Linked DNA regions of Mus musculus: region 1 is linked to region 2. A link is a loop called in an ENCODE intact Hi-C map of the cell type or tissue named here. Cell type or tissue: heart. All regions are shown on one strand. Each heading gives the region's core, and the rest is flanking DNA. Links, peaks and the distances in the headings are about the cores only. Region 1 holds the start of Wdr35 (WD repeat domain 35). Region 2 holds the start of Laptm4a (lysosomal-associated protein transmembrane 4A).

The links. Hi-C counts contacts between places; a loop is a spot of excess contacts. Peaks named below come from ENCODE experiments on the same cell type or tissue, not always from the same donor. Only the 100,000 strongest peaks of a DNase experiment are listed, where the experiment ranks them.
Region 1: a loop joins it to region 2, with 2.3 times the contacts of the local background. A loop is called at or near these places in 8 of 42 quality-filtered maps.

What each region holds. Positions count from the first base shown.
Region 1 is chr12:8,970,632-8,978,969 of GRCm38, forward strand. Matn3 (matrilin 3) reads left to right here. Exons shown (of 8, transcript NM_010770.4): 8 at 1-1,397. It overlaps Wdr35 (WD repeat domain 35), which reads left to right and starts at 3,370. Exons shown (of 27, transcript NM_001159527.1): 1 at 3,370-3,548; 2 at 4,303-4,420; 3 at 6,732-6,803; 4 at 7,967-8,059. The coding sequence starts at 3,525. In heart, for the core only: a CTCF peak has its summit at 4,627 (motif pointing right); a DNase peak (open chromatin) is centred at 3,360; H3K4me3 peaks cover 1,605 bases; H3K27ac peaks cover 1,372 bases; H3K27me3 peaks cover 283 bases.
Region 2 is chr12:8,920,657-8,928,994 of GRCm38, forward strand. Laptm4a (lysosomal-associated protein transmembrane 4A) reads left to right here and starts at 651. Exons shown (of 7, transcript NM_008640.2): 1 at 651-1,638. The coding sequence starts at 1,303. In heart, for the core only: a CTCF peak has its summit at 3,183; DNase peaks (open chromatin) are centred at 985, 1,325 and 2,515; H3K4me3 peaks cover 3,447 bases; H3K27ac peaks cover 2,677 bases.

The DNA of each region.
Region 1 (8,338 bases), core at 61-8,060, 50 kb after region 2:
CTCTTGTCACGCTATCTGATGTGCCTGCTAATAATCTGCCATTATAAATGCTTAACATTATTTGGTAAACAGTGTGAGGGGTTTCTGGAGAACCATATTGTTTTCCAAGGAGATAAATGTGTAGACCCTTATTAAAAGCAAGTTTAATGTCTCATAGCTATGACTGTGAAATCATTAATAAGATAGAGAGTGAAAAGTTTAAGGTTTTGTTATCTACTGTTTGAGCCATTTAAGTTTAAATTGTTTATATTAGTAAGATGATCTTACTCATAAAACTTTAGGTCTATTTTCTCTTGGTCATATTTATAATACGAACCAGCCTTACTACCAAGAGTGCAAATTTTATGAAATATTTACACATACAAAGATAAACTAATTAAACTGAGATTTAGAATTGCTTACTATTTTTGTTTTTTTTTTTTGCTGGAATATTATTAAAGCTACAAACAAGGGATTATAATACATGTACCTAAAAATAATTTACACAGACTAAGTGGATGTTATATGACACTTTTAATTCATTAATGTCATGGAAATGAACAACTAAAGAGTACTGGCTATGAACTTATGGTGCTAAGATTTTTGCTAAGAGAAAAAATTTTGAATTCTATCATTTTGTTTTAGCATGCAATTGGCAAAATTACATATTTATAGAATTAATATAATAAGTAACAAGTTATAATATTATCTTAAAAACTGTCAATAAGCCTGATTTTTCACTCAAAATATACTGAATGCATACACTTTTTAAGCGCAGCTCATAACTTTTAGAACGAAACAATTCTGTAAATTTTGTGCTACTTGATCTGTTTTGGTTTGTATTGTTTCTAATATATTAAAAGTTCCCGTCTTTCTACATTAACGGCATGGTTGATGTTTTTATGATTCTTGTTATTTTTTTCTATCAAGCATATTATGTTGAATGGAATGAATAATTTTTGAATATGTAACAGCTGAGAAACTGAAAGAATGAAATGGTGATGATACTCTTTCAATAATTTAATCTCATGCCTCTGTTGAGGCATAAAATGTTAGTAAGTTCAGGGTAAACAGAAAGAAGTTCCTAAATAAAACCAGTGGGGGAAAATGTGATTACAGAAGTGTGCATGTGCTTGAGCTAGTGTTTGTGCGCATGCGTGTGCTTATGTCTGCATGGGTGCACACGCACCACAGCACATGTGGACGTGTGTGGGTGGACGGTTTGTGGAATGGCTTCTCTCCTTCCGCCACTGTGTTCTAGTGATCCGGTTGGTCATCAGGCTTGGAGGTGGGTGCCTCTGCCTGCCGAGCCATCTTGCCAGCCCCTCACTGTGACATTTTCAGAATCCCAATCATGTCTGGATATTATCTTCTGTTTCTTCTTGATAGTTGAATAATAATCCTCTGTGTATACATGCCACCTTTTAAAAACTTTATTTATTTGTATTGCATTGGTGTTTTGCCTGCATGTATGTTTGTGTGGTGAGGGTGTCAGGTCCTCACACAACCTACATGTATGTCTGGAATTGTAGTTACAGACAGTTGTGAGGTGCCATGTGGTTGCTGGGTATTGAACCCTCACCTCTGGAAGAACAGTCAGTGCTCATAACCACTGAACATTCTCTCTCCAGCCCCACATGCCACTTTTTAAATTTATGAATGGACTGTGCCACTTGGCTATTGTAAATGGTGTGGTGTTAAACACAGGGGTACAGGCATCTCTATTTTATGTTGCTTCCGATTCTTTGGGTATGTACCTGATAGTGACATGGTTGGATAATATGGTAGATCTATCTTTAGGTTTTAGTTGTTGTTTGATTTTGAGGAACATCCACACTGAAATAAAAAACACTTGGACCCTTAACTTCTAGATGTGGTGAGACAATTGCCTGAAGTCAAAGGGTTCAAAGGTTGTGTGCTTGTGGTAGGGAAGACTCAAGTGGGGAACTTAACACTTCTGTATGAAGTGCACACTAGGATATATGAGCCAATATTGATAGTTGCAGATTATGTTAAAAAGGAAAACCAAAAATAACACAAAAATGGGTGAGACCAAATACCTCCACAGGACTGGATCCACCTGAATGTCTAGATTTGGGAACTTTGTTAACATCAGGATACCCCAAAGGACAATGGGGACATGGGAAAATGGCTCAGTGGGTGAAGTGCTTGCTGCAAACATGAGGACAAGTGTTTGGATCCCCAGCACTCCTAGAAGCCTGGTTAGCTGTGCTGCACCTGTAACCCCCGTGTTGAGAGGGGATCAAGCGATGCTGGAGGTCATTGGCGGGGCAGTCTCGCCCACACTGTAAGTTCCAAGGTTACGGAGATATCCTGCCTCAGAAAATGAGATGGCAAGTTATTGAAGAAGGTACATGATGTAGGTCTCTGGTCTGCACATGTGCTTCCACATACATGCACACACGAGGGAAGATGTACAAAAAGTTAAGAGAAATATAGAAAAATCACTCTCTGGATAGAAAAGCTCTAACACCTCACATATTTTGAAACGGGAGGGTACGCCACAATGTAGTTGTAGCTTTAATGACCCAAAGGTCATATTACTCCCATTACAAGGACCCTTGACATAATTTTTAAGGTGTTTTAAGGATTCTGTGTTGGCTAGTCCTATGTCAGCTTGATGCACAAACTAGAGTTATCTGAAATGCTGTACGGCATTTTAAAAAACTAGTTATTGATTGGGGAGGGCCATCCCTGGGCTGGTGGTTCTGGGTTCTATAAGAAAACTCTCTATGGCCTTTGCATCTGTTCCTGCCTCCAGGTTTCTACTGCCCTGTTTGAGTTCCTGCTGACTTTCTTAGATTATGAACAGCAGTATGGACGTGTAAGCCAACTAAACCCTTTCAAGCTCCTCACCTTGCTTTTTGGTCATGGTGTTTTGTCGCAGCCATAAGAACCCTAATCCAACGCAAAATAATAGTGCCCACTCCTAAATTGCTTCAGAGGGCTCTGTAGTTCTCTCAAAGAAGGCAGTCCTCAAAATGCACATCTGCACTGCCATTTTTTATTTGTCCGATGGTGCCAGCCTACCAAATGCAACAACTGACGTTCTTTTCAAGAATATTGGTCGGGGTCGGGTGGAGCGGTTAGAGAGAAAACACAGAACTCCTGAGACCTTTTTTGGAAGGGGCTCCCTTTAGCTTATACTGACTCCTGACGCACGACTATTAGCGTGATGTTGTAACACAGCGGCGGGGATGAAGGGACGGCGCTGGGAGAGATACGCATGGCAGATCGCTAAACTGAGAGCAGAAAGGCTCGAAGCCAAGGCATTGAAGAACTGATCAACTTCACCCCACACCAATTACACAGCCGCCCCATCGCCCGCGCAGGCGCACGACGACCAACACGGGGCGGGAGGCCACGCCGGAAGTTCTCTAAGCGCCCCGGATGCGACTGGGCGGCGGTGGTTGCCAGGCGACGGGAGCTTCTCCGATCCACCAGTGCTCGCAAATGGAGGTGTAGAACCCGTTATATATTAGCGTGCCTTGACCGCTGTGGGTCGTCTTCTCCGAGTTCCCACGATGTTCTTCTACCTGAGCAAGAAAGTGAGTTTCTCCTGGGGACCGCCGTCGCGCCGCCTCCATTCCTGTAGCCCGCCGGTGCCCGCATTCTCCCGGGACTGCAGGCGGCTGCCAGGCAGCTTCTCCATCTTCCTGTCACCTATCTCCTCTCACAGGTCTCTGTGCTCCGGTAGTCCTTGGCAGAGCCAGCAGCTCTTTCTCAGGATTCTTCCACATTCCAGTCATGCCAAGTTTCTTTTCAGTGATAAAAAGTGATCACCAAGCGCTGGTGGTCTTTCCTCTGCTACTTGTTGATCCAGAAGGTAGATTATGACAGTCTGCCCTAAGAGAGAAATATAAGTGTGGTGTGGGAAAGGAAGTAAGAGCAGCAGCGATACGAATTTATGTCTCAGTTCCCGCCTCAGTTCAGACACCCCCACCCCGTTCCCGCCCGCTTCCTTGGCAATCACCTTCCTTTATGTGCACTTCTTTACAGAATGCTAGGGCTCAGAACATTTAAGAAGACCACAGCCATTTTCATAATAGTTCATTTTGCTGCAGGGCGTTATTGTTTCTCTCTCCCTTTTTCATGCTCTTTTTTGAGACAGGATATTGCTGTGTAGCCCAGGCCAGCTTCCAACTTTCCACCCTTCTGCCTCAGTGCTGGGATTGGTAACATGGGCTACGACAAGTTCGGGCAGGTTTCTTCTTGGAAGATGTTTGCCTGTCTATATCTCCTGGATGGAGATCCTCCAACTCCTTCGTGAAAAGCTAGCATCACTGTGATTCGTGTTTACAGATTGCTGTTCCCAATAATGTGAAGCTGAAATGTATATCCTGGAACAAGGACCAAGGGTTCATAGCATGTGGCGGTGAGGATGGATTACTGAAAGTTTTAAGACTCGAGACACAGACAGGTAAGTGATCATCACCAGTACAGATGTGTGAAACTGGTAGAAAGCAGTGGCTAGTGGCTAGTGGCTAGTGAGACCTACTTATGGTATTTGTCATTATGAAGTTTTAATTTTTTTAAAGGGGTTTATTCTTATGGTATGGGTGTTTTGCCTGAACGTATTTTATGGTGTCACATGCATGTAGTGCCTGTGGGGGCCAGAAGAGGGCATGGGATCTTTTCCTTTGTAACTAGTTACAGATGGTTTGTAGGTGCCGAGAACTGACCACTGGTTCTCTTCAAGAACAACACGTGTTCTTAACCACAGACCCATCTCTCAAGCCCCTCCTGTCACTGTTTCTGAGGCAGAGTCTTCTGAGACAGGCCTGAGAAGTTGCCATGTAGGACAGGCTAGTTGGCCTGAAAACTTCCATCTGTGTCTGCCTCCTGTGTCCTCTCTGAGATTACAGGAGCGTGATCTGATCCCTGTGTTAGGTATGAGTTTTGGGGCTCTGAGGTCAGGCCCTCACACTTGCACAGCAAACTCTTTACTGACTCAGCCATCTCCCGAGGAGATGCCTTATTTATTGCCTTTCAGATCCAGCAGTTACTGGTAAAGTGTTTTTTTGTTTTTGTTTTTGTTTTTGTTTTTTTTTTTAAGATATTTATCAGTATTATCAGATTTTTGTTCTCATGCCAGCTTGATTGATTTTATTTCCACTTGGTCTTTTAAAAAGTCTCTCTCTCTCTCTTTCTCTCTCTCTCACACACACACACACACACACACACACACACACACACACACACACATTTGAGAACTGTTTTGTGGGATATTTTCAAGATAAGGTTTCTCTGTGTAGCCCTGGGTTCCTGGAATTCACTCTGTAGAGCAGGGCGGCCTAGAACTCAGAGATCTCTCTGCCTTTACCTCCTGAGTGCTGGGATTAAAGATGCATACTACCATACCAGAGCTAACATTTCTTACTCAGTGCAGTACCAGACCATGTGTTTATATTGTTGAGAAATTTACTGAGATAGCAGCCAGATAATTAAAACTGCTGGTTTTAGAGAACACTTGAGGGATTTTTCTCTGTTTTGAGAATAAAGAATATTTTTTTACAGTGTCTTTTAAAAATGATTTATTTCTGTTTTATGTTCATTGGTGTTTTGCCTATATGTGTGTCTGTGTGACAGTGTCACAGTCCCTGGAACTGGAGTTACAGATGTTTGTGAGATGCCATGTTGGCCCTGGGAATTGAGCCTGGGTCCTCCGAAAGAGCACCAGTGTTCTTAACACAGAGCCATCTTTTCAGCCCACTCATAGTATCATAGAGAGCAGATTTCTTAAGGATTGAGTTTTATCATTTACATCTCTGCAAACCCCTAAGATTATCATAACATTTGTATATTTAAAATAAATGTTTTAAGTGTTCTGTTTTATGTCTAACACATTTTCTAAGTGACTATAAACTGTAAAGTTCTTGTAATTTCCTTCAAATATGTCATGCCTTTTCTTGTGGCCGTCACTGCAGCTCCATGTGTGGTCATTTCCCTCTGTATCTGCACAGGTCCTCTTTTGGTTCCTGAAAGATTCAGAGCCTTTTCTGTCGCTGTTTGCTATCCTAGGAGACCACCCACTCCCTGAATCTCTTTGCCATACGTGTCGTCTCAGCTGAGATGTTATTTCTTTAAAAAGCTGCCCTGGTGCCCACTTCTCTCTAATTAACCAGCTGTTACTATTTCTTATTTTGCCTCCACTTTCCCAAATTATAATTGCATGTATGTACTGTCTGACCCTCCCACTCCCATGGAATGCAAGCTTTCTGGAAGGAGAAAAGACTGTTTTGTTTATTTTATAGCCAGAATTTCACATAGTGCCTAGACATAGTGTACATATCACCATTTGTTGAATGAATGAATGAATGAATGAGTGCATGAATTACCATGACATTCTGGGAAACAGTAAAAACTAGACTCTAACGTCTTGGCTATTTAGTCCCTTATACGTTTTTACAGATCTTAATTTATGTCTGTATGTTCATATTTCTACTTATGATCTCTTAGGAGAATATTAAGTAATGGTGGTTGCATATTTAATACATTGAGCTAAATCTTCTTGCACTTTCCTTTATTTTGATAGAACAATGTCTTGCAAGGCATCTGCATGTTACTGCTCATCTTTACACCAGGAGAAAAATGAGTCAGAAGAAAGAACACTTAAAAACTTGTATAATATCTCACATATACATACCCTTCTAATAACTCAAGATATGCCAAAATCTTGTACCCTTTTGCTTCTATATATTTAATCATAGACTTCTTTTTGATTGTTTTAGATGACTCAAAGCTGAGGGGTCTAGCCGCCCCTAGTAACCTTTCCATGAACCAAAATCTTGAAGGTCATAGTGGTGAGTCATTTAAGTTTTTGGTTTGTTTGTTTGTTGTTTTCTCTGTGTAGTCCTGGCCTATCCTGGAACTTGTTTTGTAGATCAGGCTGGCCTCAAACTCAGAGACATCCTGTGCCTCTGTCCCCCAAGTGCTGGAATTAGAGGCGTGTGCTACCACCACCTGACTTCATTTAAGTCATCATCTACTTAAAGGAGAAATGTCAAACGAACATGTTAAATTAAATACTATTATTTAAAAAAAAATAGCATTGATAGTAATCATTTTTATTAAGCCATAATTCGTATGTCTGATATGATAATTGGGATATTATCTAACACTTTTGCAGAAATGAAATACTATCTCTGATAAATCTGAAAAACCCTGGCTATTAATTTCTACATTATAAAATTGTGTTATCTGTCTGTGGAATTTTAAATAAATGTATTATCCTCTTAAAGGATCTGTTCTGTGATTCCAAGTTAAAGGAGACTAAAAGGATAGAACTGAAGTGCCTTAGGCGGGAGCCTAGAGTTGTAAAAGCAAGCGCCTCTTTGGGACACTTTGACAGTTGATATTTGAATGGACTGTATTAGATGATATTTATTCAGTGTTAATTTCTTATTTGTAGTATGGATTATAAAGAGACTATCATTAGGAAATACACACAAAAAGTATTTAGGATGAGAAAATGAAATCAGTAGTTCCTAGAACCTAGAGGCCTAAGATGTACTCCAGGGTTTGGAACAGCATGGGAAATTGGCATGGGAGGGAAAGAGAAAATGAACGATGGGACACACAGACAGAGAGCAAATGAGTACCCCGAGGACAGTGTGGCCTCCTCAGGACGCTTTTCTCCTTGGGAGTCAGGCCGGTTTGGTAGTCATGCTTTTATCTGCTCCACACAAGCTCTGTGGCACTGCTGTTAGCTGGCTGTGAGAGGGGCTTTGAAGTGAGAGACAGAGGAACACATGGAACAGGATTTTGCACTGTTGCAGAAAATTAGTAATATTAGTAATGGCATATTATGAAGTTCTTATACTCATATTCAGATTTTAATATTTAAGACTGACAATGCACAAAGTATTGATCTTTAACATCCTGTGTTCATTTACATAAAGATACAGCTTTGAAACAAATTATAGTCACCTTAGAGTTTCTGAATTGTTTTTCTTCTATGTTCTAGGTGCTGTTCAAGTTGTAACGTGGAATGAACAGTATCAGAAGTTGACTACCAGTGATCAAAATGGGCTTATCATTGTCTGGATGCTGTATAAAGGTATATTAGGAGAGCTGCTTTAAAACAGTATTTTACTCTGTGTGTGCCTTGTGTATAGGAAGCCTTGGAGGTCACAATAGGGTGTCAGATCCACTGAAGCTGGTGTTACTGGCCGTTGTGAGTGGCCTTATGGGATTGCTGGGAACTGAATGCTGGTCCTCTGCAAGAGCAGCCAAGTCCTCTAATCCACTGAATCATCTCTCTACGAATGTGAGAGTCATGCTAAGAATGTAAAGAATGTGTCATTTGTGCATATGTACATTCACCACACATATGGAG
Region 2 (8,338 bases), core at 52-8,051:
ATAAAATTCTAGCATTGTCTACTGGCTTAAATTATGGTAAAGGCATGGATTTTGTCCTGACATCTCTTCCCTTCCTCTTTCCAAAATACTTTTGAGGTTCTTTGAAATTATTCAGTGTTTATTTGATTATGCCTATTATCCACAGCTGCACACTATGGTACAGTTTCATTCCTTCTCAAGGTAGCTACAAGCCTTGTTTGTTTGTTTGTTTGTTTTTGAGACAGGGTTTCTCTGCATAGCCCAGGCTGGCCTTGAACTCAGAAATCCACCTGCCTCTGCCTCCCAAGTGCTGGGATTAAAGGCGTGCGCCACCACAGCCCGGCTGATAGCCACAAATCTTAAAACAAATACAAAATAAATTCAGTCAAAAACTTGACTCAGTTAATGAGGATCATAAGATGTTAGAAGGAACTATAGAGTGAATATAAAGCACCCATTGTTGAAGTAAAAATGATAACTGAATCACCCAACTTATGTCAAATGGCTTTCTCTGAGAAGAGGTATGAGTCAGTGAGTCTCGTGTAACATGCTGTAGAAATGTCCAGCATCCCACAGAAAGTTGAGGCTCACTCTGGCATCAGAGCATGCAGAAAAGTGTGGCTTGTTTCTCACTTAAGACACACTCTCTCATTCTCTATTTTTTTTTTTTTTTTTTGCTTGTTTTTCTGGCCTATTTCAATGTCCTTCACAATCTTTCTCTTCAAGAAGAAAAAAAAAATCACTATTATCTGTATAAACTCAACAGCTAAGCGGTTTCTCCACTTTATCATGCTGTCATTTTCCTTAATCCCTTGGCCTTTGGCAGAGTCCAGTGGTATTTATTGGCTCCCTCTAAGTAGGCTTCAGAGAGATGGGGGAAGGACAGAAATCCAATCCTTTAGCCTACTTGCGAGCCCTCCTTTCTGGTCTGAGCCTAGAGGGCCACGCCAGAATGGTAGCCACGCCCCTTCCCGCAGGCACGCCCCGACAGGCCCAACAATAGAGCACGAATACGTCACGTGGGCCTCGCAGTGACAAAGACAACGTGGCGAAAGACAGCGCCAAAAATCTCCGTGCCCGCTGTCTGCCACCAACTCCGTCTTGTTTCACCCTTCTCCTCCTTGCGGAGCTCGTCTGGGAGACGGTGAATTACCGAGTTACCCTCAATTCCTACAGCCCCCGACAGCGAGCCCAGCCACGCGCACCGCGGTCAAACAGCGCCGGAGAGAGTTGAACTTTTGATTGGGCGTGATCTGTTTCAATCTCCACATCTTCTCCAATCAGAAGCCAGGTAGCCCGGCCTTCCGCTCTTCGTTGGTCTGTATGTGGCAGAAGGCGGAGGGAGAGATTCCGAGCCGACGTCCCGCGAGAGCGGCGCCGGGCGCCCAGAGCGCAGGCGCACAGGAGTTGGCAAGGGCCCGGGCCGAGGGCGGGCCAGAAGACGCGTCCTTTGGCTGTGGACACCGTCGTAGAGTCGTCTGGGTTGAACCGCTGGGCCGAAAGCTTTTGTCAGGGGCCTGGGCGAGAACGAGGCCCGCGAGGTTCCGGATGGTGTCCATGACTTTCAAACGGAGCCGCAGCGACCGGTTCTACAGCACCCGGTGCTGCGGCTGTTGCCATGTCCGCACCGGGACGATCATCCTGGGGACCTGGTACATGGTAAGGGCTGGCTGGCAGGGCCGCTCCACCAGGCCAGTGCGCCTGCGCGACAAGTGGGCCTGGTGGGCAGGGGGCGGGGACGTGAAAGTTGTTGGGGCGCTACTTTTCGGGGTGCTTTTAACTGTGAACTGAGGCTTTACGAGATGGGGCTCCCCAGGATTTGGGAGGGGATGGGAATAGGATCGTCATTTCGGGTTCGGGAAGTGCGCAACCCTCATCCCGCCCCACCCCCCCATCGAAACAATTATTGTCCCGCAGTTATGCAGCCAGTTCGGACGTTTTGTCCGAATCGAAAGCGAAATCCAGTTCGGGTGCCTCCTGCAGTTTTTGTTGAGGCGTTCGGTGATGTAGCCAGAGGTCTCTGTTTTGAGTCTAGACGTTAGCCAGAATTTACAGTGGGTCAGATTTTCCTCATTACACCCCCTCCCTGCCTTGTCAGGTGGGTTTTCATCCCAAGGCCGCCTTGGTTTGGAAGAGATGTTTATTGAAAGCCTGCTATGTCCTTACTGACATTTTCTGGGCTCCAGGATCTGTGTGATTCTGTCACAGCAGATGGACGGGCTTGTTGGTTCCATATTCGGCAGAAAGTCTTGTGACTTAAAAAAAAAATTAGTTCCCAGTATCTGTTCATATGAACTTATTTGTTGCGATTTCCAAACCCGTGATTTTTTAAAGATAGTTTTAAGCAATTAAACTTTGCCGAAGCTTTGAGGAACATGTTTTGCTGGCGTGACCACTTGGATGACTTTTGAAATTTCGTCGTGGGGGTGGGGGGTGAGGGTAGGAAGTGGAGTTAGTGTGCAGTTTCTGATACTTACATGAAGAGCAAAGGAGGGAGAGGCGTACCCCTGTCCTCTCTTCCTTCTCTTTACTCTTCCCCGCCCAGTATCTTGAAGTCATTAGTAACTTTGGCAGAACACCAGATGAAAATCTTCCTCAGGCAGATGGCTTCCCAGCCCACCCCAGGGGACTATCAGACCTCTGCAGGATTGCAGCTTTTTCCGTCTTGTATCCTTATGTACATTAGAGAAGAGCCCCAGGAAAGCTTGAATGTGGTTTGGTATGCTTGCGATGAGGTTATTTTCACGTTTTCAGTACTTCTGTACTCAGAGAGTCACCCTACTGCTTCTGTAGAATTAATTCCATCACATTTTCTTTAAGAAACTGCCTCCTGCATACATTACCTGAGCTGTAGTTCTGGACCTGGACTAGTTACTGACAATCAGTTGGGTTGTATATCTCACTTTCTGTTGCTTTCCTTTTTGTTAAGAGTATGGGTTTTTCATTTCTTTGTCCTTCACCATCTTCCATTCTCTTAAATGATTAATTCTTGTCTTCCCCATCGTCCTCTTACCTCCCTGCTTTCTCCCAGAAAATGACCTTCATTGAACTTAGCAAAGCAAATAGGATTGGCACCTGGGATTCTTGCCTGAAAACTTCATCTTCCTGTTTCTTCTTCCATCCCTCCTCTTACACAGCTAACACCCATCTGCAACTCCAGTCCAAGGAGAATCTAGCCTCTTGTGGCCTCTATAAACATTGCACACAAGTTACCACAAACATGAAGACAAAACACCCACACAGTGAAATAAAAATAAACAAAAACTAAAATTAGGAAAAAAGTCCTTGCTATAGTTTTTCAATCTGCATTTTGAGTTCCCTCAAACAAAGGCCACAGCATCAAAAACTCCGACTAACAAAGAGTATAGAGAAATGCTGCCAATATATCTGAATGACTGAAGAGGTGTTTTTTTTCATCTTAAAAGGTTTGAAGCCCTTTATAAGTGCTGGGAATTGCACCCAGGACAGCAACTAGTGTTCCTAGCTACTCCAGCGTGCCCTCCCCCCCCCCCCAGGTTTTTGTTTTGTTTTTAACAGAGGGATTGAGAGAGTTCTAAATCTGTAGCACAACTGAAGCTCTTGGTGTGAAAAGCACACACACACACACACACACACACACACACACACACACCCGCCTTTGAAAAGATGCTGTCTTGAATCAACTTCCAGCTTAGAATATTGTAAACTGTTTCAGTTGGTTTGTTTTAATTCATATAAGAGACTTATTGCCTGTCTTCAGTGTAAAGGGCTCTGAGGAACATAGGAAGGGGATGATAGATGGCCCATATTACATGCCTTCAGTATTCTTACTACTTGTTGCATGGTAGGTTCTAGCTCTGCTTACTTTGGTCATGACATCATCCCTTGATGGTGATGGTATTACAGAGAACTTAGGAGCACAGCCAGGGAAGTGGAACTTAGAGTCACAGAGGAGAAGGGGCACAGTGATGCAGATTCTTATCACATTGAGGAGGAGAACATTTGTTTTGCTTAGTATGTTATTGTTGGTGACTTTAAAAAGTGTACAAGCCTTAGTTCTACAGTAGTGTGAAAACATACTTTCTGCTAGTTGGGGTGCACTTAGGAGATGAAAACAGTATCATGTATAATGCCTCCAAATAAAGAGGTCTCGTCCAAATTCTGCATTCCATTGCCATAGCAGAGACATAAGCTGACAACAGCTCGAATGACCTTTCCTCTTTATTTCCGCCTTGCCATTGTTCCCTTCCTCACCACTTTGTCATGAGCACTGCTGTTTGATTCCAGGGGACAGTATGTCTGGACCTGTGTGGGAGAATAATGAGCCGCCAGGTTGTCTGGACCAAGGCCTGCATTTATGATGCTTTCTGTGGTGTTTGAAACGTGGAGGCACAGCCCTTCCTCCTGCTGGTCTGGGACACTCTGTCAGTGACTGATATTGAAACCTTTGAAATCTAGAATTAACATTGATTTTTTTTTTTTTTTTTACATACCATCATGTATGTCAAAGGATTAATTGAATGGAGCCTATAATATAAGTTCTTGGGAGGTGGTATCAGGAGATCAGAAGTTCAAACTCAGCCTTGGTGATAGGCCAGCCTAGGCTACATAGGATGATAGCTCTAAAACCAAACCAAACCCTTAAGTGTTAATGGTTGGTATTGAATAATAGTTCTGGGGGACATAGAACCAGAGGTACCAAACCTGAAGAGTTTGCATCTAATAGTTTAAATGTGAAAGAAGTGCATAAGTAATACGTGACTTTAGAGTGAGTTCAGGCTTCCATTTCTACATTCCTCAAGTTTACTTCTTTATCATTTGAAGCCAGATTTTTTTTTTAATTCTAAGGAGATATGAACTCAAGTACATAATAACTCATAAATTAAAAAACCTGTTTCAAGAAATAGTCTTTATGATATAAATGCATATTTTTGTTCTGTTCTTTGTTTTTTCGAGACAGGATTTCTCTGTGTAGAATGTCCTGGAACTCACATTATAGACCTAAGGTGGACTTTGTCATGGATGTTTTAACCTTAAGTAACATAGTGTTAGGAAGAAGTCAAGACATCCTCATGCCACAGAGGCCTTTCACCCGTTAGTCCTGGCCAGTATCTCTGATGAACAGTGCAGAAATTCTCGATAAAACCCCGATACACAGAATTCAACATCACATCACAAAGTAAATCCTCAGGATCAGGTGGGTTTCCTCCTAAGGGTGCAAGGATGGTTCAGCCCATGCAAGTCAGTAAAGGCAGACACAGAATATACACAGAATATATACACAGAATAGAGATCCAGGGGCTGGTAAGAGATGGCTCAGTGGTTAAGAACAATGGCTGCTCTTCCAGAGGTCCTGAGTTCAATTCCCAGCAACTACATGATGACTCACAACCATCTATAGGAGGAACTGATGCCCTCTTCATGCAGGCCGATGTATATGCAGCAGAGCACTCAGACATTAAATAAAATTTTAAAAATGGTATAAAAAAAGAGAGAGAGAGAGTGCGAGGGAGAGAAAACCAAATCCCTAGGACTATTTCAGTAGCTGCAGTTACATAGTTAATACATTTTGCCATCCTTTCACATGAAAAAGGTGGAGCTGAAGAGATGACCCAGTGGATAAGAGATTATTCCCAATACCCACATGGTGACTTACAACTTTGTAACTGCAGTTCCAGGGATCAGACAGCATCTAGCTTCTTCCAGGCATCAGGTATGCAAGTGGTACACTAACTAGCAGGCATGCAGGCAAAATATCCACATACATACTGGTTGAAAGTATTCTTAAAGTGGATATACAACACAATAAAAGCCAGCCAGATAATACTGACAGCTAACATCATACCAAATTAGCTCTTCTCTAAGATCAGAAACCAAATCAGCATTGCTTCCTTTCAACATTTATGTTCGACATAGTATTGAAAGTCCTAGCCAGGGGCTGGCGAGATGGCTCAGTGGTTAAGAGTGCCGACTGCTCTTCCAAAGGTCCGGAGTTCAAATCCCAGCAACCACATGGTGGCTCACAACCATCTATAACGAAATCTGATGCCCTCTTATGGAGTATCTGAGGACAGCTACAGTGTACTTTCATATAATAAATAAATAAATCTTTAAAAAAAAAAAAGAAAAGTCATAGCCAGAGCAGTTGGCTAAGAGAAACAGATGAAGAACTTAGAGATAGGAAAGGAGGGATCAAGGCTCTGTATTGGCAGATGACACAATCAAATATATAGAAAATCCTGAAAACTGAAAATAATCTGAGAATTAGTAAATTTAAAGAGTAGTAAAACAACTTCAAATATCGCGTGTTTATGCACCAGTGAGGACTACCTGAACAAGAAGTTAGGAAAGCGCTTGTGTCATAGCTAAAAAAGCAAAGCAAGCAAAACAAACACTTCTGCGAGTAACTAGCCAGAGGTGAAAAAATCTAGTCTATGATGAGAATAAAACATCCGTGAAGGCTTTGAACAGGTCACAAATAATGAAAAGATCCCGTAGGCACGAATCAGAACTACTAGTATTGTTAGATGCTTTGTACCCAAAGCGATCTGTAAGTGTGAGGTAGTACCTGTTATGTTGTCCTTCACTTACTAGGAGAAAACAGTTCCTAAAAGGTGAGTGGAGCCACTCAGGGCTGTGCCAAAGAAGTCTTGAGCAAAAAAACCCAAACCAAACCAACCAACCAACCAACCAAACAAACAAACAAACAAAAACCCCCAAAGCTGGAAGTATCCCACTGTCCAGTTTTAAAATGTAAAGCTATCATAACCAACACAGCTTAGGCCTGGTACAGAAATACAGAAATAGTTAGAGACCAATGGAAAAGAATAGAAAACCCAAAAATAGACCCACACTCCCCACAGCCAGGTGATTCTCAGCAGAAGTGCTAGATATACACATTTGAGCAAGCGCATTTTCTGTAGTGAATACTGCTAGGAAAATGGCATGGACTAGATCCTGCTCTCAATAAAAGCCAACTTAAATATTACAAAATAGTTGAGTATAAAGCTGAGACTAACCTACTAGGAGAGAATATAGGAGAAGCACTGACAAAAGTCTGTGTTTTAGGGTTCCTGTTGCTGTGATGAAACACCATGACTAAAAGCAACTAAAAGCATTAGACCAAAAGATGGAAGTATCACACTGTCCAGTTTCAAAATGTAAATCTGTCATAAGCAACACAGCCTAGGCCTGGAACAAAAATAGATATGGACTGTTTTGCTTACAGTTGCACATAACAAGTCCATAATAAAGGGGAAGTCAGGGCAGGAACCTAGGCTGGAGCAGAGGCTGTGGAAATGCTCTGCTTGCTGCTTTGCTCATCCTGTGCTCGCTCGCTAGTGCGCTCTCTCTCTCTCTTTCTCTTTCTCTCTCTCTCTCAAAGAATTATTTATTTTATGTATATGAGTACACTGTAGCTGTTTTCAGACACACCAGAATAGGACATCAGATCCCATTACAGATGGTTGTGAGTCACCATGTGGTTGCTGGGAATTGAACTCAGACCCTCTGGAAAAGCAGTCAGTGCTCTTAACCACTGAGCCATCTCTTCAGCCCTCAGCCTGCTTTCTTATGCACCCAGGACCACCTGTCCAGTAGCACCATGTCTAGTGAGCTGGGCCCTCCCCTCCCACACCAATCATTAATCAAGAAAATGAACTATAAACTTGACGGCAGGAAAATCTAATTTAAGCATTTTCTCAAATGAGAGTCCCTCTTCCCAGGTGACTTGTAGGATTGACCAGAGGAAACACACACACACACACACACACACCCCCGCAACCAGGATAGTCTGAACAAGAAATTAATTTAAGCATTTTCTCAAATGAGAGTCCCTCTTCCCAGGTGACTTGTAGGATTGACCAGAGGAAACACACACACACACACACACACACACACACACACACACACACACACACCCGCAACCAGGATAGTCTGAACAAGAAATTGTTATTTAACAGTGTAAAGGCATAGGCAACAAAAGAAACACCCATACAGGGTTACATCAAACTGAAAAGCTGCAGAGAATCTCAACAGTGAGCAGACAGCCTAGAGAAATGGCAGGCCTCTTCTAACTTTATCCCAAGACATTAATACCTAAAGTATATCGAGAACTCAACAGCAAAAGCAGATAGTCAAATTTAAAAGGAGGCAGCTGAGTAGACATTTCTCAAAAGAAGACAAGCGGGACTGACACATATGAAGAGCCTCTGAGTCATGAGATAGCATCTCATCCAGTGAGGGAATGCCAGTCAGCCAGTCCAAACAATGACATGGTGGAGAAAGGAAGATCTGTCCTGTACGGGGCTGTAGTATAGACACTGGGGGAAATCGAGTGGAAGTTCCTCGGGTTAGAACTGTCATAGATCCTACTAGTGGG